2 separate regions of the Homo sapiens genome follow, and region 1 is linked to region 2. Evidence: read pairs that join two places in POLR2A ChIA-PET (ENCODE). Cell type or tissue: PC-9. All regions are shown on one strand. Each heading gives the region's core, and the rest is flanking DNA. Links, peaks and the distances in the headings are about the cores only. Region 1 overlaps MEI1 (meiotic double-stranded break formation protein 1). Region 2 overlaps SREBF2 (sterol regulatory element binding transcription factor 2).

What was found. Peaks named below come from ENCODE experiments on the same cell type or tissue, not always from the same donor. Only the 100,000 strongest peaks of a DNase experiment are listed, where the experiment ranks them.
Region 1: POLR2A ChIA-PET joins it to region 2 with 12 read pairs; 5 of 35 experiments call an interaction of 5 or more read pairs at or near these places.

The regions. Positions count from the first base shown.
Region 1 is chr22:41,753,148-41,768,302 of GRCh38, reverse strand. It overlaps MEI1 (meiotic double-stranded break formation protein 1), which reads right to left. Exons shown (of 31, transcript NM_152513.4): 17 at 14,257-14,354; 18 at 9,770-9,938; 19 at 4,982-5,129. Among named protein-coding and RNA genes, the nearest start is that of CCDC134, 40 kb to the left of the region's middle. In PC-9, for the core only: CTCF peaks have their summits at 4,829 and 5,032 (motif pointing right); no DNase peak of the experiment used is centred there.
Region 2 is chr22:41,834,977-41,850,131 of GRCh38, reverse strand. The region is part of intron 1 of SREBF2 (sterol regulatory element binding transcription factor 2); the gene reads right to left. Among named protein-coding and RNA genes, the nearest start is that of SREBF2-AS1, 7.9 kb to the right of the region's middle. RefSeq lists enhancers at 2,868-3,668, 14,110-14,609, 14,610-15,111. In PC-9, for the core only: no CTCF peak of the experiment used is centred there; DNase peaks (open chromatin) are centred at 7,051 and 8,621; H3K4me3 peaks cover 1,559 bases; H3K27ac peaks cover 4,644 bases.

The DNA of each region.
Region 1 (15,155 bases), core at 3,615-11,614, 79 kb after region 2:
TCAAGCAATTCTCCTGCCTCAGCCTCCCGAGTAGCTGGGACTACAGGCGCATGCCGCCACGCCCAGCTAATTTTTTGTATTTTAGTAGAGACAGGGTTTCACCATGTTGCCCAGGCTGCTCTCAAACTCCTGAGCTCAGTCAATCCGCCCGCCTCGGCCTCCCAAAGTGCTAGGATTACAGGCGTGAGCAACTGCGCCCGGCCTAATTTCATTTTCAAGCATGTTAATAAAGACTTAAGTCTACCTTTTCAGCTCCTCTCTATTCTACCTCCCATATGACTTAGCTAAGGCACATTAAGCTAGGCTTCCTTCCTTGAATGGATAGATTGGGCATCTTCCCACTTCTGTACATTAAATCATACTCTGCTCTCAGCTTCAAAGTTCTCCCTTCACCTCCTCCATCTCCTCCACAAAGCCTCTCCTGATGCTATATAATGCTTTGCTGGTTCTTGACCAGTCCCCCAGCTCCAGGAGAGCACTCATTACTGTAGCTGCCTGACCCATAGGAGATCTTTTTGTCTCTCCTGACAAACTTGTGTTCTCTGAGGGCAAGGAACTTGTTTGATTCATTTCAGACCTGACAGGGCCCCACATGGTACCTAGCTCATGTCAAGTGGTCAATCCACATTGGTTGAGTAGCTGAAATGTTGAGAAGCAAATAAAAAATCATCGGCATAGAGTTGTGTTCAACAGCTTAGGAAATGCTGATCAAACTGCAATGAAGTTGCTGAAAAGGAAGAGTTTCCAGGCATAAGTAAGGCCTGACACTCTGAAATATCCATCCCCACAGAGACACCCACACTCTGGCTATTGGGGATCCTCAGACACATACCTTAACACACATCAGTGTGTATCTCCTCCACTGCTTCCACAAAGGCTCAAAGACCATGAGAATCAGAAAGGATCTCAGAGATAACTCTGCCCAAGGCCCAGAAAGGGAAGGAGATCTCGCCAGGAAGGCCCAGAACATTAGCAACAGAACGAGAATGTGGACCCAGGAGTCCTGCCTTTCTGCACAATGCATGTATACAAGGTTACCCTGCTTCTACATAAAGGGCATTCACAGGTAAATGGTACCAAGGAAGCCTTTTCATAAAGATACCACATAAAGAAGGTGACATCAGAGACAGAAGCCAAGGAAAGGCCTGGGAGCTAGCAGGCAAATTTTATGGGGAAGACGTCCACGAGCCTCCTGAAGGTGCCCCTTGCAGCACTACCTCATCTAGGCAGTCCCATTGCTCACCAAGGACCTCAGTGACCATGGAGGGTGCTCCTCTACCCACACCTCTTTAGCCCAACCAGCTGCCCAGAACAAAGAGCTTCCCTGCCTCCAGTAGCTTGATGGTCCCTGTTCTGCCTTCTAAACTCTTTCACCTCCCTTCTAACCTTTCTTTTCACTCTAATCAGAACAACTTCCTGATAAACTAGGGCAACGTGAATCTACACGAGTAATTCTCAAAAATAATACTGGAGACAGGAGCAGTGGCTCACACCTGTAATCCTAGCACTTTGGGAGGCTAAGGCAGGGGGATTGCCTGAGCCCAGGAGTTTGAGACCAGTCCGTCTCTACAGGAAATAAAAATAATTAGCCAGGCATATGCAGTGGTGCATGCCTGTGGTACCAGCTACTCAGGAAGCTGAGGTGGGAATATTGCTTGAGCTCAGGAGGTCAAGCCTGCAGGGAGTTGTGATCACACCACTGCACTCCAGTCTGGGTGACAGAGCAAGACCCTGTCTCGAAAAATAATAATAATATTGAGTAAAATGAATAATAAAAAGAAAGAAAACGTCCATACAGTAGAATTCCAACTAAAAAATATAGAAGGAATTGTAAGCCAGGCACGGTGGCTCACACCTGTAATCCCAGCACTTTGGAAGGCTGAGGCGGGTGGATCAGAAGGTCAGGAGTTCGAGACCAGCCTGGCCAACATGGTGAAACCCTGTCTCTACTAAGAACACAAAAATTAGCCAGGCATGGTGGCACGCACCTGTAATCCCAGCTACTTGGGGCACTGAGGCAGGATAATTGCTTGAACCCGAGGCAGAGGTTGCAGTGAGCAGAGATCGCGCCACTGCACTCCAGCTTGGGCGACAGAGCAAAACTCTGTCTCAAAAAACAAAAACCGTATGGCCGGCACGGTGGCTCATGCCTGTAATCCCAGCACTTTGGGAGGCCGAGGCGGGCAGATCAAGACCATCCTGGCTAATACGGTGAAACCCCGTCTCTACTAAGAAATACAAAAAATTAGTCAGGCATGGTGGCGGGTGCCTGTAATCCCAGCTACTCAGGAGGCTGAGGCAGGAGAATGGTATGAACCCGGGAGGCGGAGGTTGCAGTGAGCCGAGATCACGCCACTGCACTCTCTAGCCTGGCGACAGAGCAAGACTCCGTCTAAAAAAAAAAAAAAAAAAAAAAAAAGAACATTTTGGTATAGTGAAATTTGACTATTGATGACTAAGGATTACACAATATTATATACAATGTTAAATTTCTTGATTTTGATCACTGTACACTGATTATGTAACAGAGAAAGTCCTAATTCTTAGGAAATACAAATTGAAGTATTTATGAATAAAATGACTCTCTGAAAATTATTTTCAAGTGGTTCAGAAAAAAAGAATAAGGGGGTGGGGATGGGAAGAGAGAGAATGCAAATGAGATAAAAATAAAAATTGGTGAATCTGGCTAATCGGTGTCTTTGAACTGTTCTTGAAATTTTTTTGTAAGATGAAATAATATCAAAATAAAATTGAGTAGAAAAATCAAGTTGTGATTGTATGTTGCCCTTTATATATTTATACTAAATTTTATCTTATTTTTTGAGACAACGTCTTACTCTGTCACCCAGGCTGGAGTGCGGTGGCATGAACATGGCTCACTGCAGCCTCGACCTCTTGCGCTCAAGTAATCCTCCCACCTCAGCCTTCCCAGTAGCTGGGACCACAGGTGCGCACCACCATACCTGGCCAATTTTTAAAAATTTTCTGGCTGGGCACGGTGGCTCATGCCTGTAATCCCAGCACTTTGAAAGGCTGAGGTGGGTGGATCGCCTGAGGTCAGGAGTTAGAGACCAGCCTGACCAACATGTTGAAAACCCGTCTCTACTAAAAATACAATAATTAGCTGGGCGTGGTGGCACATGCCTATAATCCCACTGTAATCCCAGCTACTCGGGAGGCTGAGGCAGGAGAATTGCTTGAACCTGGGAAGCGGAGGTTACAGTGAGCCAAGATGGCGCCATTGCACTCCAGCCTGGGAAACAAGAGCAAGACTCTTGGTTGTTCAATTATTAGAACTTTTCATTTTGAAGCAAAGGCTTCTCAGGTCATGAACATTATTAGTATTCTGAAAAAAAAAATCAAGACTGAAGTTCAAGTAACTTTCTCTAGGTCACACAGTTAACTGATGCGGGAGTCGGACTCCAGCTCAGACTTGACTGACTCCTAAGGCTCATTCCTTAGTACCACCTCTGGTTGGTACAGGAGCAAAGAGCTCTAAGGTATTGGTATCTTCTTCTGGTAACAGTTTATTAAAGAAAGTGGATTGCTGGGACTCAGATCATTGTTAATTAGGCTATTGGATCACTTTCGTGGTGGTTGTGTGTGGACAAGTTTTCTCTCTCCAGCTTCCTTATAAACTCCTGGAATCAAGGACCACGTCTGATTCATCACTGAACCTCTCACCTATTTCATAGAATATTGCTTCTGTTCCTTAGTGTGGACCCTTCAGTCTAAAGCTAAAGGCACTCTTCCTCCATTGACTATTAATTTTGCCTCTTTTTGATTACTGTTGAGGCAAATGTGATGAGAGTAGACCTGGTTTAATTTGAGTGGAAACAGAAAGGCATAGTGGAAGTGAATGGGTTTTCAAGTAAGACACACCTGGGCACACAATGTCCTGTTGTCTCTCTCTTTGTGCTAGTAGCAGCCACTGGTGATCATTGCCTAGATCCACTAATTAATTAGGGATTACAAAACAATAATATTCTAGTTCTGTCATTATCTGTTTATTAACTTAAATACTTGTATAAAAGGAAACTTCCAGCCGGGCACGGTGGCTCACGCCTGTAATCCCAGCACTTTGGGAGGCCGAGGCGGGCAGATCACGAGGTCAGGAGATTGAGACCATCCTGGCTAACAGGATGAAACCCCGTCTCTACTAAAAATACAAAAAATTAGCCGGGTGTGGTGGCGGGCGCCAGTAGTCCCAGCTATTCAGGAGGCTGAGGCAGGAGAATGGCGTGAACCCAGGAGGTGGAGGTTGTGGTCAGCAGCGATCCTGCCACAGCGATCCTGCCACTGCACTCCAGCCTGGGTGACAGAGCGAGACTCCGTCTCAAAAAAAAAAAAAAAAAAAAAGGAAACTTCCCCTCATTAACTATTCAGTTACTCTGAAGGGTTAGATTAGATTACATAGGAAACATAGGTTAAGTGCTTGATTCTTTTCCTGTGGTTACCAGTTTTCAAAAACATGAGTTTGTTGCATAGCATCCTCCAAAGGTGACCAAAGAGTTGTTGTTTTTTTTTAATTTTTAATATTTTGTAGAGACAAGGTCTTACTATGTTGCCCAGGCTGGTCTTGAACTCCTGGCTGAGGCAGGAGAATCGCTTGAACCCAGAAGGTGGAGGTTGCAGTGAGCCGAAATCACACCATTGCACTCCCGAACTCAAGTGATCCGCCCACCTCAGCCTCCCAAAGTGCTGGGATTATAGACGTGAGCCACCGTGCCCAGCCTCAGTCCCGATTTTCTTATCTGTAGAATGCAAATAATCTCTTCCTCCCAGGAAGGCTGAGATAATTAGGTAAATTATACAGGCTCTGTATGAGTCTGCATCCTACTCCTCTCCACACTCCTAACACCTCCGCTTTGTCTCTCTCTACCACCCGCTTGTCTATACACTATCATCATCATGGTCTCCCAGGGAACACTAATGTAAAGAGGTACAGAAGGACAAGGAGCCCAGGCATTGTGGTCCATACCTCACGTAGTGTATTGTCTTTGTCCTGGCAGATTGCAAGCAGATAGATGGAGGCTTTGAAGACCACCAGTGGGGGGCGCTCGCCCTGGTCCTGCAGCGACAGGAGGAAGCTTTGCACAGCCTCAAATAACTCTGCCTCTGAGACAAACCTGTCAACCAAGAAAAGCCTGAGTGAGAAAGGCAGAGTTGGCAGGCCACTGGGCTCTTCTATTCTGCCTGGCCGCATCCTTCCTCAGCCCACTGTCCTGCCCCAATATGCCCACAGCCTAATGACATCTTAGACAAACAGTGTGCTATACATACTTACAAAGCACTGCCATATATATACATCACATTGTTCTGTGCCTTGTGCAAGGCTCAGTTAGGGGCCAAATACTCCTCATTCACACTTGGGAGGTGAGCTATCTGCCAGCTGGACCAGCAGTGTTAAAGAGAAGGGTGCTACTGCTGGGGTTCAGAAGGCCCTGCTCTGGCAGCTGCTCCACCCCTCTCTTCTTGTATTTATCATTAAACAGTGGTGTATTTAACAGATATAACACCAAAAGCATAAATGACAAAAGAAAAAAATGGATAAATTAGAGGTCATCAAAATTAAAAACATTTGTGCTTAAAAGATACCACTAAGAAAGTGAAAACGGCCAGGTGTGATGGCTCATGCCTAGAGTCCCAGCACTCTGGGAGGCTGTGGTGGGAGAACTGCTTGAGGCCAGGAGTTCGAGACCAGCCTAGGCAACATAGTCAGACCTCTTCTCTACAAAAAAAAAAAAAAAAATCAGTTAAATTAGCTGGTTGTGTAGACGCATGCCTATAGTCCCAGCTACATGGGAGGCTGAGATGGGAGGATCGCTGGAGCCCAGGAGGTTGAGGCTGCAGCGAGCCATGATTGTGCTACTGCAATTCAGCCTGGGTAAGAGAGCAAGATACAAAAGGAAAGGAGAGGAAGGGGGAAGGGGAAGGTAAGGAAAAAGGGAGGGTAGAGTAGGGGAGGGGAAGTAAGAGGAAGGGAGGTGAAGGGAGGGGAGGGAAAAGAGGAAAGGACAGGATAGGACAGGACAGGAATGGAAAGGAAAGGAAGAAAGAAAGAAAAGAAAGCGAAAAGACAGCAAACAGGAGGCCAGGTGCAGTGGCTCACGCCTGTAATGGTAGCATTTGAGGAGGCCAAGGTGAGAGGATTGAGAATATACCCAAAAAGAATTAAAAACACTACTCAAACAAATACATGTACACACATGTTTACAACAGCACTATTCACAATAGCCAAAAGGTGGATAGGCCCAAATGTCCACCAATAGGTGAATAAAAGCAAATTATGGTGTATACATACAAAGGTATATTAATCAGCCATAAAAGGAATGAAGTACTGATACACGGTACAAACATTATGCTCACTGGATGGACTTCTAAAATGATATGCTAAGTGGAAGAAGCCAGACACAAAAAGTCACACACTGTATGATTCCATCTATGTGAAATATTCAGAATAGGTAACTCCAAAGAGACAGAACAGATTGTTGATTGCCAGGAGCTGGGGAGGAGGAACGGAAGTGACAGCTTTGCAGTGATGGAAATGTTCTAGAACTAGATGAAGGTGGTGGTTGTGCATTTTAAAGGTACTATTAAATACCACTGAATTGTTCACTTTAAAATGGTCAAGCTTATGTTGTGTAAATTTTACCTTAATAATTTTTTTTTTCTTTTAAGACTGAGTCGGCCGGGCGCAGTGGCTCACGCCTGTAATCCCAGCACTTTGGGAGGCCGAGGCGGGCAGATCACGAGGTCAGGAGATCCAGACCATCCTGGCTAACACAGTGAAACTCCGTCTATACTAAAAATACAAAAAATTAGCCGGGCGTGGTAGCGGGCACCTGAATTTCCAGCTACTCAGGAGGCTGAGGCAGGAGAATGGCGTGAACCCGGGAGGCAGAGCTTGCAGTGAGCCGAGATTGGGCCACTGCACTCCAGCCTGGGCGACAGAGTGAGTCTCCGTCTCAAAAAAAAAAAAACAAAAAAAAAACACTGAGTCTCACTCTGTCGCCCAAGCTGGAGTGCAATGGCACAATATCAGCTCATTGCAACCTCTGCCTTCCAAGTTCAAGTGATTCTCCTGCCTCAGCCTCCCCAGTAGCTGGGATTACAGACGCTCGCCACCACACTCAGCTAATTTTGTATTTTTAGTAGAGACTGGGTTTCACCATGTTGGTCATGTTGGTCTTGAACTCCTGAACTCAGGTGATCCACCTACCTCAGCCTTCCAAAGTGCTGAGATTACAGGTGTAAGCCACCGCACCCGTGAGGGAAGAGACAGACCCTCTCATATTGTTTTATATTGTTTTCTACTCAGTACCTGTTTTAAGAAAAAAAACAAAGAAGTGAAATCAAAGCCAGGCAGCCCGGCGCCAGGCCCAAAACCAGGCCTGGGCCTGCCTGGCTTAAACCTAGCGGTTAAAAATCAACTCATGACTTAGAACCCGATGTTACACATATATTTCAGGCATTGTATGGAAGAACACTGTGAAACTCCCTGCTCTGTTCTGTTTCACTCTGACCGCCGGTGCATGCAGCCCCTGCCACGTACCCCTTGCTTGCTCAAATCAATCACGACCCTTTCATGTGAAATCTTTAGTGCTGTGAGCCCTTGAAAGGGACAGAAATTGTGCACTTGGAGAGCTCAGATTTTAAGGCAGTAGCTTGCCAATGCTCCCAGCTGAATAAAGCCCTTCCTTCTACAATTCGGTGTCTGAGAGGTTCTGTCTACGGCTCGTCCTACTACACCCAGCCAATAAATTATTATTATTAATTAATTATTTATTTTTTGAGACAGAGTATCACTCCGTCACCGAGGCTGGAGTGCAGTGGCACGATCTCAGCTCACTGCAACCTCCGCCTCCCGGGTTCAAGCAATTCTCCTGTCTAAGCCTCCCCAGTAGCTGGGACTACAGGCGCCTGCCACCACGCCCGGATGATTTTTGTATTTTCATTTTTATTTTTTTTATTCTTTTTTTTATTTTTTTTTGAGACAGAGTCTCTCTCTGTCGCCCAGGCTGGAGTGCAGTGGCGCGATCTCAGCTCACTGCAAGCTCTGCCTCCCAGGTTCACGCCATTCTCCTGCCTCAGCCTCCCGAGTAGCTGGGACTACAGGCACCCACCACCACGCCCGGCTAATTTTTTTGTATTTTTAGTAGAGACGGGGTTTCACCGTGTTAGCCATGATGGTCTCGATCTCCTGACCTCGTAATCCACCCATCTCGGCCTCCCAAAGAGCTGGGATTACAGGAGTGAGCCACTGCACCCGGCCTGATTTTTGTATTTTTAGTAGAGATGGGGTTTCACCTTGTTGGTCAGGCTGGTCTCAAACTCCTGACCTCAGGTGATCCACCCGCCTCGGCCTCCCAAAGTGCTGGGATTACAGATGTGAGCCACCGTACCCGGCCCAATAAATTATTTCTTACGGCTTAAGAAAGAACAGTCCTTTTATTTTTATATCCTTTTTGAGATGGAGTCTCACTCACTCTGACACCCAGGCTGGAGTGCAGTGGCATGAGCTTGGCTCACTCCAACCTCCACCTCCTGGGTTCAAGCAATTCTCCTGTCTCAGCCTCCCGAGTAGCTGGGACTACAGGCGCCTGCCACCATGCCCGGCTGATTTTTGTATTTTTATTTTTATTTATTTATTTATTTATTTATTTATTTTTTGAGACGGAGTCTCGCTCTGTCGCCCAGGCTGGAGTGCAGTGGCACGATCTCGGCTCACTGAGAGCTCTGCCTCCCGGGTTCACACCATTCTCCTGCCTCAGCCTCCCGAGTAGCTGGGACTACAGGCACCCACCACCATGCCCAGCTAATTTTTTTGTATTTTTAGTAGAGACGGGGTTTTACCTTGTTAGCCATGATGGTCTCGATCTCCTGACCTCGTGATCTGCCCATCTCGGCCTCCCAAAGAGCTGGGATTACAGGAGTAAGCCACCGCGCCCGGCCTGATTTTTGTATTTTTAGTAGAGACAGGGTTTCACCTTGTTGGTCAGGCTGGTCTCAAACTCCTGACCTCAGGTGATCCACCCGCCTCGGCCTCCCAAAGTGCTGGGATTACAGGTGTGAGCCACTGCACCCGGCCCAACAAATTATTTCTTACAGCTTAAGAAAGAACAGCCCTTTTATTTTTATTTTTATATCCTTTTTGAAATGGAGTCTCACTCACTCTGTCACCCAGGCTGGAGTGCAGTGGCACAATCTTGGCTCACTGCAACCTCTGTCTCCTGGGTTCAAGCAATTCTCCTGTCTCAGCCTCCAGAGTAGCTGGGATTACAGGTGTGCAACACCATGCCCGGCTAATTTTTGTATGTTTTGTGGAGACAGGGTTTCGCCATGTTGGCCAGGCTGGTCTCGAACTCCTGACCTCAACTGATCAGCCCACCTTGGCCTCCCAAAGCATTGGGATTACAGGCGTGAGCCACCATGCCCAGCCATGATTTTAAAAATGTAATAAATTGAACAGTAATGATTAAAACCAAAGTAACCTACTGAAGTTTTTTTCTGTGGACAAACAACACCCTCAAGGATAGCAAGGAATACTCACTGGCTTTCTAGGCCTCTGTCTCTCAGCACAGTGTCTACCCACCTGTTCTAACCCACTTCTAAGATATGAGCCTCTCAGGGACACAACCCATTTCTTACTTATCCCCGTGTCCCCAGTGCCCAGCATCAGGCTTGGAGAGATGCCCTTATTTATTGAACTGAACTGCTGATGAAGGTCCCAAGACCCACCACCAGCCACCCACCTCTGTGCACTGACCTGTCTTCATGGATGTAGGCCAAGTAGAAGAGGAGCAGGATGCAGTACTGTCTCTGGCGAGCAGCTCCCTCCATGTACTGGCGATCAGACAGGAAGGCAAGGCTTTCAGGGCTCCTGCTGCTTATCTGGGGCAGCCCATGCTGCAGGAGCTCAGACACTGCAGAGAGTTCTAGGGAGGGAATAAGTAGAGGAAAGCCACACAGAGAACATAGAAGAACAGGTAATCAGCACATTAGTACCTACTACATGCAGAGTACTGCACAGGGCAGCAAGGGTAAATGCAGTATAGTGGGAAATAAGGAAATCAGAGGCTCCTCTTCCTTTGAGCAAGGTTCAACCTACCGGGAAAGACTAAACTTCACAAGCAGAAGGACATGGATATGTCTCAAAAATTAACGTTCATTCCTTTTTTGTTTTGTTTTTCTTTTGACAGAGTCTCGCTCTGTTGCCCATGCTGGAGTGCAATGGCATGATCTCGGCTCACTGCAACCTCCCCGTTCTGGGTTCAAGCAATTCTCCTGCCTCAGCCTCCCAAGTAGCTGTGATTACAGGCACCCACCACCACGCCCAGCTAATTTTTTGTATTTTTAGTAGAGGCAGGGTTTTGCCATGTTGGCCAGGCTGGTCTCAAACTCCTGACCTCAGGTGATTCACCCACCTTGGCCTCCCAAAAACATTCATTCTTTCATTCATTTGACATATGTTCATTGAGTGGCTACTACTCAGGACAGGCTGTGAGACCCAGGCCCTACCTCCAGGAACTGGCAGCTGATGGGAAGAGACACATAATGAGACAGGCAATTGCAGGACATGTGATCAGCGCTATATTGAGGAGGGAGTGACTCAGGCTGCCTGGCATGGGGAAGGAAAGGTCAAAGAGGAAGAAACTGTGGGCCAGGCTGTAATCCCAGCACTTTGGGAGGCTGAGGAGGGTATATCACCTGAGGTCAGGAGTTCAAGACCAGCTTGGCCAACATAGTGAAACCCCGTCCCTACAAAAATACAAAAATTAGCCGGCTATGATGGCGGGCGCCTGTAATCCCAGCTACTTGGGAGGCTGAGGTGGGAGAATCGCTTGAACCTGGGAGGCAGAGGTTGCAGTGAGCTGAGATGGCACCATTGCACTCCAGCCTGAATGACAAGCGCGAAACTCCATCTCAGAAAAAAGAAAGCAAGCTTTGGGAGGCCGAGGCTGGCGGATCACGAGGTCACGAGATCAAGACCATCCTGGCTAACACGGTGAAAACCCGTCTCTACTAAAAATACAAAAAAATAGCCAGGCGAGGTGGCGGGCCCCTGTAGTCCCAGCTACTTGGGAGGCTGAGGCAGGAGAATGGCGTGAACCCAGAAGGCGGAGCCTGCAGTGAGCCGAGATCATGTCACTGCACTCCAGCATGGGCGACAGAGCGAGACTCCGTCTCAAAAAAAGAAAGAAAGAAAGAAACAAACTGTGGAGGGTGAGGAGAAAAGAGGCAGCGACAGGAGAAAAGAGAAAAGGAAGCAAGGTGTTCAGAGGCCTGAAGGCATGAGAAGACATGCCATGTTTCCATTCAGTGTCACTGGATAGTCAGTGAATAGATGTGGGGTGTCAGAAGCTGGGGAACTATGTGATGTAATCTGCAGTTGGACTGTGAAAGACCTTTAAGCAAATGCCACTTAAGGAATTGGGACTTCATCCTGAGGGCAGAGACTTCTAGATTTCTTACGAAAACGGTTTCATAAAAGAAAGAATATTTTAATACCAAAAGAACAGGAAAGAAGGATAGGCGTGGTGGCTCAAGCCGGTAATGCCAGCACTTTGGGAAACCAAGGCAGGTGGATCACCTGAGGTCAGGAGTTCGAGACCAGCCTGGCCAACATGGCAAAACCCTGTCTCTATTAAAAATACAAAAATTAGACAAGCGTGGTGGCAAGTGCCTGTAGTCCTAGCTACTCAGGAAGCTGACGCAGGAGAATTGCTTGAACCCGGGAGGTGGAGGTTGCAATGAGCCGAGATCACGCCACTGCACTCCAGCCTGGGCAACAGAACAAGACGCTGTCCCAAAACAAAAAAAAAGGAAAGAAAAAGACTGACTTCAGAGTTTAAAATTTGAATAAAGGCCAGGTGCGGTGGCTCACACCTGTAATCCTAGCACTTTGGAGTCCAAGGCAGGTAGATTGTTTGAGGCCAGGAGTTCAAGACCAGCCTGGCCAACATGGCAAAACCCCATCTCTACTAAAAATACAAAAAAATCACCTGGGCATGGTGACATATGCTTGTAGTCCCAGCTATTCGTGAGGCTGAGACACAAGAATCACTTGAATCTGGGAGGTGGAGGTTGCAGTGAGCTGACATCACTCAACTCCAGCCTGGGCAACAGACTGAGACTCTGCCTCAAAAAACAAAACAAACAAAAAAACCTAAATAAAGTCAACTTTATCCTTATGTTCCACATTTCACCATGGACCAGAGAAAACTTCATCACTATTTGACACTACTCCACAGACTGATGTGTGGAGACCACAGCTGAAAGCCAGGGGAGTTAAGATGTTAAGACTTTGTTTTCAGATAATCCTTCCAGCAGTGAGTGGATGAGAGATTGAAAGACAGGACCTCAGTTGAAGGTCAACCGAAAGAATCCATCCTGCCAGGGCCAAGTCCTGGGCAAGCAGAGGGTGAGGATAGCGCATGTCCCACAGCAATTTGGTAGCAGAGCCAGGTCAGCTCTCCTAATTCCAAGTTCAGTGCTTGTCCACCAAAGCATGCTCTCATCAATATAATAATAATGAAACAAATATCCTTCAGCCACACACATCCACCTGCCTTTCTCCTGATATATAAAAGAAAGCAGTCTGAATGTTATGAGAGATGTGCTGCATTTCCTGGCACAATGAGATTTAAGAAGCCCCAGTGTTTAAGGCAGGAGATGTGTGGGGCTCCCCTTGGTTTGACAAGCAAGGGAACTGCCAGAAGCAGTGGAGCAGGCACTTATGAGCATGAGAGGTGATGGTGATGTGACTGCCAATAGTCTTAGGCTACATGGCAGAAATCATGCTATTCTCTCTGCAGGCCAGATCATGCCTTAACAGGGAGATTGCAGAAAGGAGTAGCCAGCATAGTGAGAGAACCAGTAGCCAAGCTATGTTGGAAGCAATAAAAATGCTCACCTGGGCTTTGCTCCCTCTCAGCATGATGTCTGGGAAAGATAAAAGAGAGCAGCAGGTGTAGAGAGTGGGGGAGAGGACACAGAATCTTCACAAATATAATAAGGGGGAAAAGAGCCAGAACTAGGTCTTACCCACAGAGGTATATTTGTTGAATGAATGATGAAACAATTATTAAACTGTTTTCTATTATATCAGGAGACAGGTCTAAGATAGAGGAACCCCTCAGGGCAAATAACATACTGTTATAATCGCTCTATCCACAGCAGTACCTAGGCCTCCCCTGGCAGGTAGCAGAAGCTCAATGAATGTTCAACAAGAGGAAAAACTTCCAGCTCTCAGCCCTGCAGCTGCTGTTCCTCCTGCCTAGATTCTGCATGGCTTTCCTTTACTTGACTCAGACCTCTGCTCACATACCACTTCCACATGGAGGCCTTCCCTGACCACCCTATCTAACATGTCTCTCTCCTCCTTCTATCACTCTCTATCCTTTTGCCCAGTTTTATTTTCTTCATAGTGCCTATGGATCTCTGACATAGTATGCATTTGCTTATTGCCTGCCTGTTTCAATTTATGACAGCAGGGCTTTGTATCCCTGGCTCTTTCACCAGCACCTGGAATGGAGTCTGACACACAACAGGTGCTCAAGAAACACCTCTTGGCTGGGCACGGTAGCTCACATCTGTAATCTCAGCACTTTGGGAGGCCGAGGCAGATTACCTGAGGTCAGGAGTTTGAAACCAGCATGGCCAACATGGTGAAGGCCCGTCTCTACTAAAAATGCAAAAATTAGCCAGGCGTGGTGGCAGGAGCCTGTAATCCCAGCTACTTGGGAGGCTGAGGCAGGAGACTCACTTGAACCTGGAAGGCAGAGGTTGCAGTGAGCTGAGATCATGCCACTGCACTCCAGCCTGGGCAACAGAGCGAGACTGTCTTAAAATAAAAGAAAAACAAAAAGAAAAAGAAAAAGAAAAAAGAAACACTACTTGAATGAATGAAGAAATAGAACACACTATTAATGCTATAGTGAACACTGGACTCCTGAGGCCTATGGTATGGGGATGTTGCAGAGGAGACTGTCAGGAAGAAGGAACTGGACTTGATGAACATTAGGATCCTTCTCAACTCTAAGGTGCCAGGAGCCTTGGGTTCCATCATTTTCCAGTTCTATTACTTCATATCCCTAGGAATCAACCTATAATTGCATCACTCCGATTCCTCTGGGCAGCCTCAGGCAAAGAAATCTCGTGGCTGTACTAACTCACTATCTAGTCAATCAGCAAGGCACCCAGACTCTAAAGACCAGCACAGGCCACATGAGTGGTCAAATTGTAGCATCTTACCTTCTTTGGAAGGTGGTCCTGTCTTCTCTGGAGCTGAGAGAAGGTTGAGGCACATATAGTAGAGGAAATTGGAACACACCTGGTTTAGGGCTGAGTGACTTAGAGGGAGAAGAAGAAAGAATAGAAGAGATGACATTGCTACTTTGGCTGGGAGAGCATTATCCCTGCCATATGCCTGGGCACCACTGCTTTGTGCCAGAGGCTAGTGAAATTCTAGCCATGGCCGTGGCAGAGGAGGTCTTAAGGTGGCTATGAAAAGTAAATATGGGGCTGGGCACAGTGGCTTATGCCTGTAATTCTAGCACTTTGGGAGGCTGAGGCTGGTGGATCACCTGAGGTCAGGAGTTCTAGACCAGCCTGACCAACATGGTGAAACCCTGTCTCTACTAAAAATACAAAATTAGCCTGGCGTGGTGGCACACACCTGTAATCCTAGCTACTCAGGAAGCTGAGGCAGGAGAATCACTTGAACTCAGAAGGCGGAGGAAACCCGGCCAGTTTCCTCATTTAAATAAGAGGTTAAACAAATGATCTCTGAAAGCGTTTTTTGGGGCTTTTTGTGTTTTTTTAGAAACAAGGTCTCACTCTGTCGTCCAGGCTAGAGTGGGATGCGATCATAGCTCACTGCTGCTTTGACCTCATAAGCTCAAGGATCCTCTCGCCTCAGCCTCCTGAGTATCTGGGACTAAAGGTGTGTTACCACCAGGTCTGGCTAATTAAAAAAAAAACAACACAAAACTTTTGTGGCCAGCCACGGTGGCTCACGCCTGTAATCCCAGCACTCTGGGAGGCCAAGGCGGGCGGATCACCTCAAGTCAGGAGTTTGAGACCAGTCTGGCCATCTCTACTAAAAACACAAAAATTAGCCAGGAATGGTGGCAAGCACCTGTAATCCCAGC
Region 2 (15,155 bases), core at 6,714-14,713:
GTCTCACTCTGTCACCCAGGCTAGAGTGCAGTGGGGTAATCTCGGCTCACTGCAAACTCCGCCTCCCAGGTTAAAGCGATTCTCTCGCCTCAGCCTCCCGAGTAGCTGGGACTACAGGTGTGTGCCACTACGCCCGGCTAATTTTTTGTATTTTTTTAACAGAGATGGGGTTTCACCATGTTAGTCAGGATGGTCTCGATCTCCTGACCTCGTGATCCACCCACCTCCGCCTCCCAAAGTGCTGGGATTACAGGCGTGAGTCACCAAGCCCGGCCCATCTTATTACTTTCAATGTTCATTTCAATGCTGATGGAAGATCAATCTCAGGGTGAACATGTATGTAATGGACGCATCAAGGGGAATGGGGAAAAGGTATTTTTGACTGGCTGTATTTTACAAGTATACCTTCCTATCCAAATTATTAAATTATTCTTCAAATGAGACCATATGCCTTGACAAGATGCTGTTTTCTAGAACAATCTCTCTCTTTTTAAGTATACATTTTAATAAAAGATACATCCCTTAAGACACGCATTCAAGAAACATTAACTGAGATCCTACTATGTGCCAGATACAAAAATAAATGCCTTCAAGAGGCACATGTTATGGTAGAAAACCTCTGTAAAAACATCTGTTGGGGCGGGTGCGGTGGCTCACACCTGTAATCCCAGCACTTTGGGAGGCTAAGGCGGGAGGATCACCTGAAGTCAGGAGTTCAAGACCAGCCTGGCCTGGTAACATGGTGAAACCCCATTTCTCTAAAAATACAAAAGTTAGCCGGGCGTGGCGGCAAGCACCTGTAATCCCAGCTACTTGGGAGGCTGAGGCAGGAGAATCGCTTGAATCTGGAAGGCAGAGTTTGCAGTAGCTGAGATCGCGCCATTGCACTCCAGCCTGGGCAACACAGTGAGACCCCATCTCCAAAAAATAAATAAATAAATAAATAAATAATAAATCTGCCAGGACTGCATGCAAAGTGTTAGGATAAAAAGGGATACATGGTACAAGAGGAACCTGCTGGAATGTTGCTTAAAAAGCTGTTGTTGCTGTTTTCAGTACTATTTACTTCAGTGTATATATACGTATGTATATATTCATATACAAAGTTTAAACATGATTTTTTTTACTGGAAAATAACTTCATTAACACTGTGGCTCCCTTATTTTTCCTTTTAACACTTCTACTTTCACACACTGTGTTATATAATCTTCAAAATCACCCTGTGAGGTAGCCATTTCAAGCACTGTTTTAAGTGAGTTAATATATGTAAATCACCTGGGATAGTGAGTGCCTGGCAGTAAGTGCTTGAAAAGCGGTCTTGGTGGTGGTTTTTACACAGGAAGAAAAGTCCAAGTCCAAAGAGGGGGTGACCTGCACACCATCTCAGGCAGGTGGGGAGCGAGTAGCAGACAGAGATAGGAGCCTTACTCCTTCCTCTAAGCCCTGTGCTCTTTTCTCAAGCACCCTGCTCCACAAGTTGCCCCAACCACCACAGGGAGGTGCTTCCTCCTAGGAGTTTCTCGCTGGGGTTGCCCCACCTCCCAGCAGTTAGGCTCTACGATGCTGCAATCAACCAGAGTCCCGACCCATGCAAGAGCCCCACCCTTGCTGCAGCCAGGGACTCCAATCCTTGCCTAATGCTAAAACACAGACATCAGATTCTTGTCATCCCATGTTTGAAAGGCTGTCTCTCTTATCCCACTTATTATTTTTAAATGACTGCTCTATTAAAAACAGACTTTGAAGGCCAGGCGCGGTGGCTCACGCCTGTAATCCCAGCACTTTGGGAGGCCACGGTGGGCGGATCATGAGGTCAGGAGATTGAGATCATCCTGGCTAACACGGTGAAACTCCGTCTCTACTAAAAAAATACAGGGGGAGGAGGGAGGGATAGCATTGGGAGATATACCTAATGCTAGATGACGAGTTAGTGGGTACAGCGCACCAGCACTGCACATGTATACATATGTAACTAACCTGCACATTGTGCACATGTACCCTAAAACTCAAAGTATAATAATAATAAATAAATAAAAATACAAAAAAAAATTAGCTGGGCGTGGTGGCGGGCGCCTGTAGTCCCAGCTACTCGGGAAGCTGAGGCAGGAGAATGCCATGAACCCGGGAGGCGGAGCTTGCACTGAGCCGAGTTTGCGCCACTGCACTCCAGCCTGGGCGACAGAGCGAGACTCCGTCTCAAAAAAAAAAAAATAATAATAATAATGAAAATAAATAAAAGAAACAGACTTTGAGAACAACAATCAAGAAGAAAAACTGAGCAAATTAGTAGTAATAATTTTTAAAAAGTACAGGAATTAACATTTGCTGAGCTCTTACTATGTATCAGCAATTAAACACTTTACACAAATTTCGTTTAATCTCAATGACACTTTGAGGTAGATGCCATTATCATCTCCACTTTACAGGTAAGGAAAATGAGGCACTCAGAGGCTAAGTAACTTGTCTAATGTCACCCAGTCAGCAGGTGGTGGAGCTGGGATTTAAAGTCAAGCTCTTAGCTACCACATAATGCAGATGCTTTGGTTCTATCATCATACGGATATCACCAAAGACAGCCTGACACTGGACAGGTGCTCAGTAAGTGCTTCATTCACGAATGAGTAGAGTGAATGCCCCAAGCTCAGACAGAGAAGGATGTGTCATCCCAGGTCTTTCCTGTATCTCCCAGCTCTTCACCTGCTGCTGCCCTGGCATCATACTGTTCCCTCTTTCACTCTCTTTTAGCAGGAGACTACAAAATTGAGTGAGATGCAGAGTGAGACTCCAAGGAACTGATCCTGCATGACCCTGTTCTGCAAAAGGAGGCCCTCACATTTCACATTTCAGGTGACCCACTGCCAACAAAATCAGGCACAAGCCACTTCACCTGAACTGTCCTCCTCCTGGGGGCAGAGTCTACAAAGCAAGAGATCTCAACCTTTTTCAGCCCTTAAACCATTCAGGCAAAAATGAAAGACCCCAACATCCCACCATCTTACCCTTCCATCCATTACCATGCCCCCAAATCTCCCTAAAACTAAAGAGAAAAAGAATACTTGCAAAGCAGGTTATCAAATCACGCTACAAATACAAACATCCACTCAAATTTGCATACACTATGTACTCTGGGCTGGGAGCTGGAGGATCCTATGTGCCTTGTGTGGAACTCCGCACAGGGCAAAGACTGAAAAGTATTCGTTTTCTTCCCATCTCCCATGCTCACAGAGAAGAAAGAGAAACCTAACCAACTCCATAAACTGCGACAAGGGCAAGAACAGACAAGTGCCTCACAAAGAAAGGGCTGTCAGAGAGCAGAGAAAGGACTGATCCATCCTGGCAGGCAGTGAAAACCGAGCTTAACGGATGAAAAGGGTTTATAAATTAGAGAGAGGGAAGGGTATTCCAGGCAAAGGAAATAGTTTGAGCAAAACCACAGTATCAGGAAATGTCCTGCCAGCTGCTGAAGTAGAGACAGCACGGTGCAAAATGGAGAGATGGAGCTGCCTGTGAAAGGCCTGACTTAATGCTACCATGTATATTTGGCGGCAGAAACTGCTTTTATTTCAGAGGCAAGGAAAGGCACAGAATACATGGTGGGCATTTGCCACTTTTGTTCCATTTGTCCATCATCAGACCCGACCCTCCCATTAGCACCCTGATCTTCCTTTGGAGAATCCCCATTGGGCAGTCCTCATGTGAGGGAAGGTTTCCTGCCAGTCAGCTCTGATTAATGCATCCTCCCACCAGGAGTGCGACCCTTGAGGGAATGACCCAGGAAAGCAGAGACAATATACAGATCATGAAGGCGGAGGAGTACTAAGCAGGAGCCTCCTTGGTTCTGGCCCATTTTCCAAATTGGCTCTCCAGCTTTTCTAGTCACTCCAAGAACCACCCTTCTAACAAATCCTTTTCTGTTCAAGCTAGATAGAAGCGGTTTCTGCTGCTTATCACCAAGAATCCTGACTGATAAAGAACACACTGAAGCAAGGAGGCACCTGACCAAAACCCTGTTTGTGGAAGATAACGAACAGCACAGTTATCAAGAGTGTGGTCTACACAAAACCCAGACACTCGAGCACCAGCACTGGTCAAGCCCTTCAAAATGGCTGTTCACTCAGCCTGGAACACAGCTGCTCTCTCCTTCCACCCCTTTAAGACCTCAGCTTATCCCTGAGAAGGCTCCTCTGATCCTGCCCCCTCCACTAGTTAGGTGTTCCTGTTGGACAACATCCCAGACCTTCCACATTCAGATCTTTGGGGGTATACCCTGGGAGTTCATAGACACATTCAAGTTTGAGAACCTCTGTCCTATGCAGTACTCTGACACACATATTCCTAGAGCATGCCAAATTATTCCCAACTTTGTCTAAATCTATCTAAATAAACACCATGCCTGCTCCTTTACCTTCTAAAATCCTATTTACTCACCCTTCACAATTCAGCCCAAATGCCAAAGTCCTTGTGAAGATTTTTCTAATTCCCTTCCTCAGTCCTCCAAAGATTTAGAGTTGTTCCTCTGTTATAGCCTCTGTTGTATTTTCCCATGTATTATGACTGGATGTTTACATGTTAGCTCCCTGAAAGCAGAGGCCATTTCATTCAACTCTAACAGCTTCTAGCACTGTGCTATGAATACAGTGGATACTCATTCACGTTGAAATGCAGCAAGGATTTTTTAAAAACAACTTTTGACCAGAGAAGGGGCTCCTAGACAGACAGGCTTCCTGAATCAAGGCATCTCCCACCTCATTTTCATAGGACAGCGAAGAATATGGAATCCCACATCAGAAAATCCAAGTTCATTCCCCGTCATCAGCATAGGAAGCATTGGCAAATCATCTAATTTCTCTGTCTCAGTGCCTTCATCTATGTCCATGGAAAATGGGCATAAAAATCAAGCCATGGGCAGGCGCAGTGGCTCACACCTGTAATCGCAGCACTTTGGGAGGCCAAGGCAGGTGGATCACGAGGTAAGGAGTTCAAGACCAGCATGGCCAACATGTTGAAACCTCATCTTTACTAAAAATACAAAAATTAGCCTGGCATAGTGGCACACACCTGTAATCCCAGCTACTCGGGATTACAGGAGACAGGAGAATTGCTTGAACCCAGGAGGCAGAGGTCGCAGTGAGCAGAGATCGTGCCACTGCACCCTAGCCTGGGCGACAGAGCAGGACTCTTGTGGGGGTGGGGGGTGGGGGTGGAAATCAAGCCTCAATTTTATAGCACTTATTAGGAAGACAAATGTATCAGGAGGACTTGGGTAAAGTGTAAGGCCTCACAGGAATGTTAGCACTTGGGAAGAAGCATGATTTCCTTTCACAGCTGTGGGATGGAGGGGGCTTAAGCTGGGCAGACACCAGGTTAGCAAAGCAGTTCCATATCTGGTTCAGCAGCTCGAAATTTCATCACTGTTCCAAACTAGATCCTGAACCCAACAGACCTGTTCCACAGGGCCACGTGGAGGAGCAAGCTTGTAAGGGACATTTAGATACATATCCATTAGCAATTCTCAAGGCCTGAGATATGCAGAAATTTTCTAGTTTGCAAGCCCTTCGATAGTTTAGGATTCATTTCTAAACAAAGTTCCCCAGGGAGCCTTACCTTAAGGCACAGGCTCTGGGATTCTGCTACTCTAAAAAATTCCATCATGTCAACAAAGTTTAACCCTTAATTTTGTGGTCACTTGCACCACACTCTGTGACTGCTCCTCTGTGTCCCACTACCACACCTACAAAAGCCATTTCAAAAGGAAAAAATAAACATTTCCAAACATATTCTAAAAACAGGTCCCCTAGTCCTACATCAATGTGCAAACTGAAGTTCATTCAGTTCCTCATTCATTTTTAAATAGAGCCAAAAGAGGTTAGGTCCTGTCCTCTTCCTTTTTTGTACCTTAGCTACATCATAGGTGCTGCAAGAACTAAGTGAGCTAAGGTACCCAACCCCCACCTTACAGAGGAAATTAAGGCTCAGAAAGTACCCTAGGACCCAGGGGAAGTCACTTTAAGTGTCCAGCATAGAGCAGACATTTTTTCTTAATTTAAAAAATATATATACATATACGTGTGTGTGTGTGTGTGTGTGTGTGTGTGTGTATGTATTTTTTTTTTTTTGAGACAGGGTCTCGCTCTGTTGACGAGGCTGAAGTGCAGTGGTGTGATCTTGACTCACTGTATCTTCAGCCTCTTAGGCTCAAGTGATCCTCCCACCTCAGCCTCCCAAGTAGTTGGGACTACAGGCTGGTGCCACCAAGCCTGGCTAATTTTTGTATTTTTTTTTTTTTTACAGAAATGGGGTCTCACTATGTTGTCCAGGTATGTTGCCCAGGCTAGTCTCAAACTCCTGGGCTCAAGGGATCCTCTCATCTTGGCCTCCCAAAGTGCTAGGATTACAGGTATGAGCTACTGCGCCTGGACAGACACTTCTTGATAAACACATGTTGAATAAATAGCTTCAAAGCACACCACACCACCTGGTATTTGCAACTTAGAAGCCTGCTTACATCAGACAGGGCATGGGACAGAGGAAAAATACATGGGTTCTAAAGTTGCACATGTTGGATTTAGGCCACTGTTCCATCACTTACAAGCTACGTGATCTATGCCTCAGTTTCTTCACCTGCAGCATACCACAGAATTGAAGAAAAGATTGCATGCAAAAACGTATTATGAGACGAATGTAGGTTAAGGCATGGAACGGTGCCTGGCACCCAAGGCCATACACATTCTGTGAGAACAAGGAACTTGTTTATTTGCCAGCACTGAACCTGGAGCCCAGTACAAAACAGGCCTACATAAAGTTTTGAACTGCATAGTGGGTGCTGCCTACACAGTGATTTCAAAACCTGGTGAACGATCAAAAAGTAGAGGTGACTACGGAAACAGTCAATAACTAATAAAGAACAGGATGAGTCACGTTCACTTAGAGAACATCAATGCATCTCAATGTATCTATCTGGGATCAAGATGAAATGGTCTTGTATTCATTATCAAATAAAGTCATGTGTCACTTGACAACAGGATTCATTCTGAGAAATGTGTCATTAGGCAACTGCTTCATTGTGCAAACATCACAGAGTATACTTACACACACCTAGATGGTATGGCAATAGCTCCATTATAATCTTTTTTTTTTTTTTGAGACGGACGTCTCGCTCTGGTGTCCCAGCTAGAATACAGTGGTGCGATTTCAGCTCACTGCAACCTCCACCTCCTGGATTCAAGCGATTCTCCTGCCTCAGCCTCCCACGTAGCTGGGATTACAGGCTCATGCCACCACGCCCGGCTAATTTTTTGTATTTTTTAGTCGAGACAGGGTTTCACCATGTTAGCCAGGATGGTCTTGATCTCCTGACCCCATGATTCACCCGGCTCGGCCTCCCCAAGTGCTGGGATTATAGGCATGAGCCACTGTGACCAGCCCCTCTTATGTTTTACCTAACTGGATTCTTGCGACAACTATGTCGGAGACAGCACCACCCTGGCTTTGATCCAACAATCCCACTTCTGGTAACCGCTCCTGCCTCTAGACTTGCACATGTGTGAAAGGAAGAATTTACAAAGCTATTCGCAGCATTGTTTTTAATAGCAGAAGACTGAAAATACCTTCAGATGTCCATCAAAAAAGGACTGGATGAATAAATTACAGGGCATCATCAAATGGAAAACCATGCAGCAGTGAAAAAGTCTGGGATGATCTATAAGATACATTGGTAAGCAGAAAGGAAAAGGCAAGGCACAGAAGAACAGGGCTTATAGCATGCTAACTTTTTCAGTCAAAAAGGAAAGCAAAGCAAAAACTAAAATCAATATTTGTTATTAGCTTCTTTTGTAATAACAAATACATTTTGAAGCAGGTAAAAGAAACTAAAAATTTAATTACTTGTGAGGGAGCGGTGGGACTACGCAGATAGTGGGTAGGGCCGGGAGCAAGACTTTTCATAGTACCTTTTTATGTATTTTATTTTGATTCATATGAATGTACTATCTTTTAAAAAAATAAAAATATTTCCAAGTTGTAATTCCCAATCACCATAGTAATTTGCAGCACTGGAAATGTTTTTAAAATGAAAGGGCTACAGCTGATAGTGTGTTACCCAGCTGAACTTGAAGACTCCTCTTTGGAAGATACACGCCCATGAACAAACTCCCAAGTGACTTGTTCACAAGTATTCAGAACAGTGCTTATGTTAAGAAAAAACTGCAAATGATGAAAATGTTCAACAGGTACACAGGTGTGCAAGGGTTTGCCTATTCAGATGGATCACATTAGATTATATGGCTATTACACCTCAACTACTTCAACATACAGCAATCCCTATGTGAAAACACTGTGATATGTACGCAGATAAGCAATGTTCAGACGAGAATCCAGAAGGATACGGACAATTTGATATTTGCAAAGTTCTAATTGAATAAAACTGCTTGAGAATTTCCTTTTTTTAATTACAAATTTGAGGAGTGAAATGATCTAGTTGAGAAAGAAGCAAAAATATATATTTTTTAAAATGCCAAAATATGAACTGAATATGAGAGCTACATAAAAGCCTATTCAATGAGAGGCAAGCAGCATTCAAGAACATTAGGCCAAAGGCCTGGGTGTGAATGTGGGGAATGTTTGTCAAGGGCGAGGCCAAATAGACAGAGGAGGGAGGAGAAACCCAAAGGGACTCTAGTGCCGTGATCTGAGCAACCTCCAAAAACATATCCCAGGAAATGTAACTGGATGAGACCAGGAGACAAAAATGGGTGGAAAATAAATAAGCTGTGGACAACAGCAGCTCTTTCAACCCAAACGTTAGCAACCCTCATATATACTCCAGTGTCAAAACATACCTTATGTCTTTAAAAAGGTACAAAAGGGATGAAAAGCAGATCTGTGCTTCATCTCACTGAGCAGTTTTTCCAAAGCATCCCTCCCTGGAGAAATGTGAAGTCAGTTTCCACTCTTCTCCCACCTCCACCTCCTAGGGGTGTGCTGACCACAACCATCCCCAACACTCACTCCTAGCTCAGCCAGTTGGCCACTCCAACTTTCCCAATGGTGTGAACACCCAGACTGAACTTGAGGTGCTTTCCTTCCCTCATTAGACACACCTTTACAGAGTGCCTATTCAGTGCCAGGTACTGCATGCAGGATACTCTGCCAAAGATGAAACTGGGTGTCTGCAGAGAGAAGCAAGCAGAGGCCCAAATCAGTGCCATGGAAAGGCTCAGGTACTGGAAGTTCCTCTGCAGGCTCAGGTGACAAGGAGGCTGATGGCAGGGGGACTGCATGAATTCAGGTATCAGACACAGCTCTCCAGAGCCCCAACAAGTTGGGACAGTGACTGTCGGCCCAGTCACATCAAGGCACGTTGTCATGGAATTCAGAACATAAAGACAGGATCCCAAAAGCTTCCAGAGAAGAAAACAGGTCACACAAAGGATCAAGAATGGAAATGGCATCAGATTTCTCTACTAGAAGCAAGAAGATAATCAGACAATGCCTTCAAAATTCTGACATAAAACTCTGTCCAACCTAAAATTCTAAACTCAGCCAAACTACCAAAGTGGAATGAGGTTGGTAGAAAGATGTTTTTAGACAGGCAAGGCCTCGAAGAGTTACCTAAATGTACTCTTTCTCAGGAAGCCACTGGAGGATGTGCTCCACTAAAATAAGTGAGTAAAAATCAAGAACTGGGAAAGAAGAGCTTCAACATTGCCCCCAAGGGTGATGGTTAGGGGTTGTCCCAAGATAAGTGAAGGGAGAGCAGACCTAAACCATAGCCATCAGATGGGACAGGAAAGAAAGGAACTGACCACCACATTGCAAGTTTCTGTCACAAGATTTAGGGCAAATTAGTTACAGGAACATAGAAACTAAGCATGTGGGCCGGGCGCGGTGGCTCACGTCTGTAATCCCAGCACTTTGGGAGACCGAGTCGGGTGGATCACAAGGACAGGAGTTCAAGACCAGCCTGGCCAAGATGGTGAAACCCCGTCTCTACTAAAAATACAAAAAATTAGCTGGGTGTGGAGGTGGGTGCCTATAATCCCAGCTACTTGGGAGGCTGAGGCAGAGAACTGCCTGAACCCAGGAGGCAGAGGCTGCAGTGAGCTGAGACCGCGCCACTGCACTTCAGCCTGGGCGACAGAGTGAGACTCCGTCTCAAAAAAAAAAAAAAAAAAAAAGAAACTAAGCATGTGAATAAATGGGACTATTTATTATAAGCTCTTGGAAAACATAAACAACAAAAAATGTAGAAGATCTACCCAAGAGAAATGAACATATATGTCCACACAGCAACTTGTACACAAGTTTGTAGCAGCTTCATTCATAATGTAGCCAGAGTGGAAACGGCCCAAATGTCCACCAACTGAAGAGTAGATAAAACAGAATGCGGTGTGTCCATGCAATGGAACACTACACTGCAACATGATGAACCTAAGCAATATTATGCTACCTGTCTGATTCCATTTATGAGTTGTCCAGAACAGGCAAACTCATCAAGACAGAAAGTAGATCAGCTCATTGAAAAAATTATTCTACTTTCTCCAAAGAGAACTACTTGCTTCCACCTGCCCATCTCCCACTCACCCCTGCTTCCTTTCTGCCTTGGATTCCCTCATCTGACTGTTCTGGCAAGGTTTGGCCTCCTAATACCAAGTCCCACGACTCCTTGCATGGCCTTGTCATCCTTGTTGTTCTCTGTGGCATTGTCTCCACCATCTACAGACTACTCCTTGAAAAGCTAACACTTTCCTAACCTCTAATCTCCCAGTTCTCTCCTCTTGACTCAGCAGTGACTCTCTTCAATCTCCATCCCAGTTTTACCTTCTCCTAAGTATCTACATCTCATTTCCTAATGGATGACCCCCAGGCACCCCAATTTCAGCACAATTAAGATAAATTTTCATCATTTCCCCTAACCAGCTCTTTCTGCTGACTCCTAACTCCCCCAGTGCTCCAGGCTCAAAGTCTTAATGGGATCTTAGAATTCTCCCTCTGCTCTGCCTTCAGGGACAAGCCTTCAGTGAGGACATGTCCTGTCACATCCCCAACACTCACTCCTTGCTCACCCAGTTGGCCACTCCAACCTTCCCAATGGTGTGAACACTCAGACTGAACTTGAGGTGCTTTCCTTTCCTCATCAGACACACCTTTACAGAACACCTAGTCAGTGCCAGGTACTGCAGGGTACTCTGTCAAACTGGGTTTCTGCAGGGAGAAGCAAGCAGAGGCCCAAGTCAGTGCCATGGAAAGGTATTTGAATGAGGGCCACTTCCCATCCAAATTTGTCACCCTTCATCACCTCACACCTGGATGGCTACAGTTTCCTAATTGGCCTCCCTGCCTCCAATCTTCCTTGCCTATCACCACCGTTCAATTTTCTTTTCTTTCTCTTTTATTTTTTTGAGACAAGGTCTTGCTCTGTCACCTAGGCTGGAGTACAGTGGCACAATCTGGGTTCACTGCAACCTCCGCCTCCCAGGTTCAAGCGATTCTCCTGCCTCAGCTTCCCAGGTAGCTGGGGTTACAGGTGCCCACCATCATGCCCGGCTAATTTTTGCATCTTTAGTAGAAATGGGGTTTCACCATGTTGGCCAAGCTGGTCTCGAACTCCTGACCTCGGGTGATCCACCCTCCTCGGCCTACCAAAATGCTAGGATTACAGGCATGAGCCACTGAGCCCAGCCCACAATTCAATTTTCTTAAAAACCCATGATTAATATGTCACCCCCTACTTGAAAATCTTCAACAATTCCCTATCTTCCATAAAACACCTTGCATCTACAGTACAATTTAGCTCCACCTCACCTCTCAGACCTCATCTTCTACTGTTTCCTCACACACACTATATTCCAAGAAATCTCTAGTAAACTTTCATTTCCAAAGGCAGCTTGTTCTAACTCCTCCCACATACTTGTCAGGCTGCTCCTGCCACCCATCTATTTGGACCCAGCAAAAAGGTCACCTCCATGACTGTTTCTTTCCTGATCCCAGTGGAAGAGGATCCCACCTTGCTGCCCTTCCAGAAGACCTGGTGTGTAATGGCACATGAGGCCCTTTCTCAAAATAGAGATATATAACACAAAATGAAATGGTAGACTTACTCTATTATGGGAAACCTGGGGGCCTGGGACAACAGGACGTTCTGCAGTAGTACAAGACCCCAGAGATCAACTAGCACACATGCTTTATTGGGTGCCTATAGTACTTTTTTTTTAAATGAGCCAACATATAAAAATCTGGGTATTTCTTTCTTTCTTTCTTTTTTTTTTTTTTTTTGAGACAGAGTCTTGCTCTTGTTGCCCAGGCTGGAGTGCAATGGCGCGATCTCGGCTCACTGCAACCTCTGCCTCCCGGGTTCAAGCAATTCTCCTGCCTTAGCCTCCTGAGTAGCTGGGATTACAGGCATGTGCCACGACGCCCGGCTAATTTTGTATTTTTAGTAGAGACGGGGTTTCTCCATGTTGGTCAGGCTGGTCTCAAACTCCCAACCTCAGGTGATCCACCCGCCTCGGCCTCCCAAAGTGCTGGGATTATAGGTGTGAGCCACCGTGTCCAGCATTTTTTTTTTTTTTTTTTTTAGACAGAGTCTCATTCTGTTGCCTAGGCTGGAGTGCAGTGGCATGATCTCAGCTTACTGCAACCTCTGCCTCCCAGGTTCAAGTGATTCTCCTGTCTCTGCCTCCTGGGTTGCTGGGACTATAGGCGTGTACCACCATGCCCGGCTAATTTTTGTATTTTTAGTAGAGATGGGGTTTCACCATATTGGCTAGGCTGGTCTTGAACTCCTGACCTCAGGTGATCCGCCCACCTCGGCCTCCCAAAGTGCTGGGATTACAGGCATGAGCCACTGTGCCCGGCCAAAAATCTGGGTATTTCAAATAAAAATCCAGACTTCGGCATCTCTTGAAAAACAGACACTGATACCTCTCTTCCAAGAAGCCTCCCTGGACTTCCGAATCTAAGTAGGCTAGCCCAGTCACACTCTATAATATGGCCCAATTTTATTTTGCTCACAGTGCCCTGCCTAAACTGTTCATTTATTTTACTCAACTTGTATTTCCTCCATCAAGAATGTAAGCTTCGTGAGAGAGAAGACACATGATCTGTCGCGCTCAAGTTATCCTTTGTCCATCATGAATACTTAGAAGCCATTCAATGAGTAAATGAATGTGGCCTCCCTGAGCCCATATCCTTGAAGGGTACCAATGGACTGGAACACAGCAGACATTGTGGAATGAATGGATCCTTGCCTGCCTGCACCTCCTGGAGGCTCTCTAGGTTGCATCCACCCCTTATCCCCACCATACACATACAAAGGAAGTAAATGTACTCACCCTGCCTGCCTCTCCCCTTCCTCACCTGACCGGCTCCTAGAAGCATCCAGGCTGGCTATTTCCTTGATCTAATCCAACTCCAAACCATGTCCAAGACAATTAGTATCCTGCCCAGCCCAAGATCACTGGATCACTCAGGCATTCCACAAATATTTAATGGGCACTCTCACTGTGCCAGGCACTGTTCTAGGTTCAAAGAATTTAGTGGGAATGAAACGAAGGTCTCTGCCTCAAGGAGCTAACATTCAGTAATGGGAACACAGGGGTGAGAATCAAGGGATAATTTTATCTTCAGACCACTGACCTTCAGCATGCCCAACTCTTTTTGTCCTCCAAGGCCCAGGTCAAGAGCCACCTCTTTGGTGTGGTCTTCCTGCTAAGCCAGCCTTTACCAAGCTACCCTCACTGCTGACTTTTACTTGTTGTGCTGTGCAATTTTAAGCTGTTCCATACTGGCACTAGAGTTTCTCATCTCAAGCTCCATGAAGCCATAAAATTCTATGCTATCTTTCACGATTCCTTACAGCTCAGAAACCACAGCCAGCACTTGAATACTTGTTGATCAACTGAAGACATGGAACCACTTTTCCCAAACCTGGCCCCTAGGTCTCCTGTGACACAACAGCCACACCTCTTCCTTGTGCGGTATATAACTATTTTGAGAAAAAGCCTTATGCACTGTTATAAACCAGGTCTTCTGGAAGGACAGAGAAATGGAATCTTCTTCCACTGGGATCAAACCTAATGGACCTATGAAGCCACTGAACCACTGTGGTAGTTTCCAGAGGGTGGTAGTTTCCATTTTATTCAGAAATCTGTGGGGATAAAGACAGTATTAACCACTAGGTAATTTAAACTCATTACAAATTAAGACAGGGTCGGGTACAGTGGCTCATGCCAGTAATCCCAGCACTTTGGGAGGCCAAGACAGGAGGACTGCATGTGCCTGGAAGTTGAAGACTAGCCTGGGCAACACAGTGAGACTGGCTCTACCATATATATATAAATTAGCTAGGTGTGGTGGCACATGCCTTAGTCCTAACTACTCGGGAAGCTGAGCTGGGAGGATTGCTTAAGCCCAAGAGTTCAAGGCTGCAGTGAGCTATGATTGTGCCACTGCACTCCAGCCTGGGCAACAGCCAGACACTGTCTCTAAAAAAAATTAGGTGGCTCGGCCAGGCACGGTGGCTCGGCCAGGTACAGTGGCTCATGCCTGTAATCTCAGCACTTTAGGAGGCCAAGGTGGGCGGATCACCTGAGGTTGGGAGTTGGAGACCAGCCCGACCAACATGGAGAAACCCTGTCTCTACTAAAAATACAAAATTAGCCGGGCGTGGTGGCGCATGCCTGTAATCCCAGCTACTCGGGAGGCTGAGACAGGAGAATCGCCTGAACTCGGGAGGTGGAGGTTGCGGTGAGCCGAGATCGCGCCATTGCACTCCAGCCTGGGCAACAATAGCGAAACTCCATCTCAAAAAAAAAAAAAAAAAATTTAGGTGGCTCACACCTGTAATCCTAGCACTTTGGGAGGCCAAGGCAGGAGGATCATTTGAGCCTAAGAGTTTGTGCTATGATTGTGCCACTGCATTCCAGCCTGGGTGACAGAATGAGACCCTGTCTCAAAAAATAACTAAATAAATAAAAATTTAAATTTAAAAATCAGATAAACAAAATAAGACAAATAGGAATTGATCATGGAATAGGAATGCAAAATGCACATGAATTTCTTTCTGTGCCCTTGCAGGTAGGCAGCTATAGACATACAGTACTTTCTACTGGCTGTGTAATCTTCAGTAAATTAATGAACCACCCTGGGCCTCACTT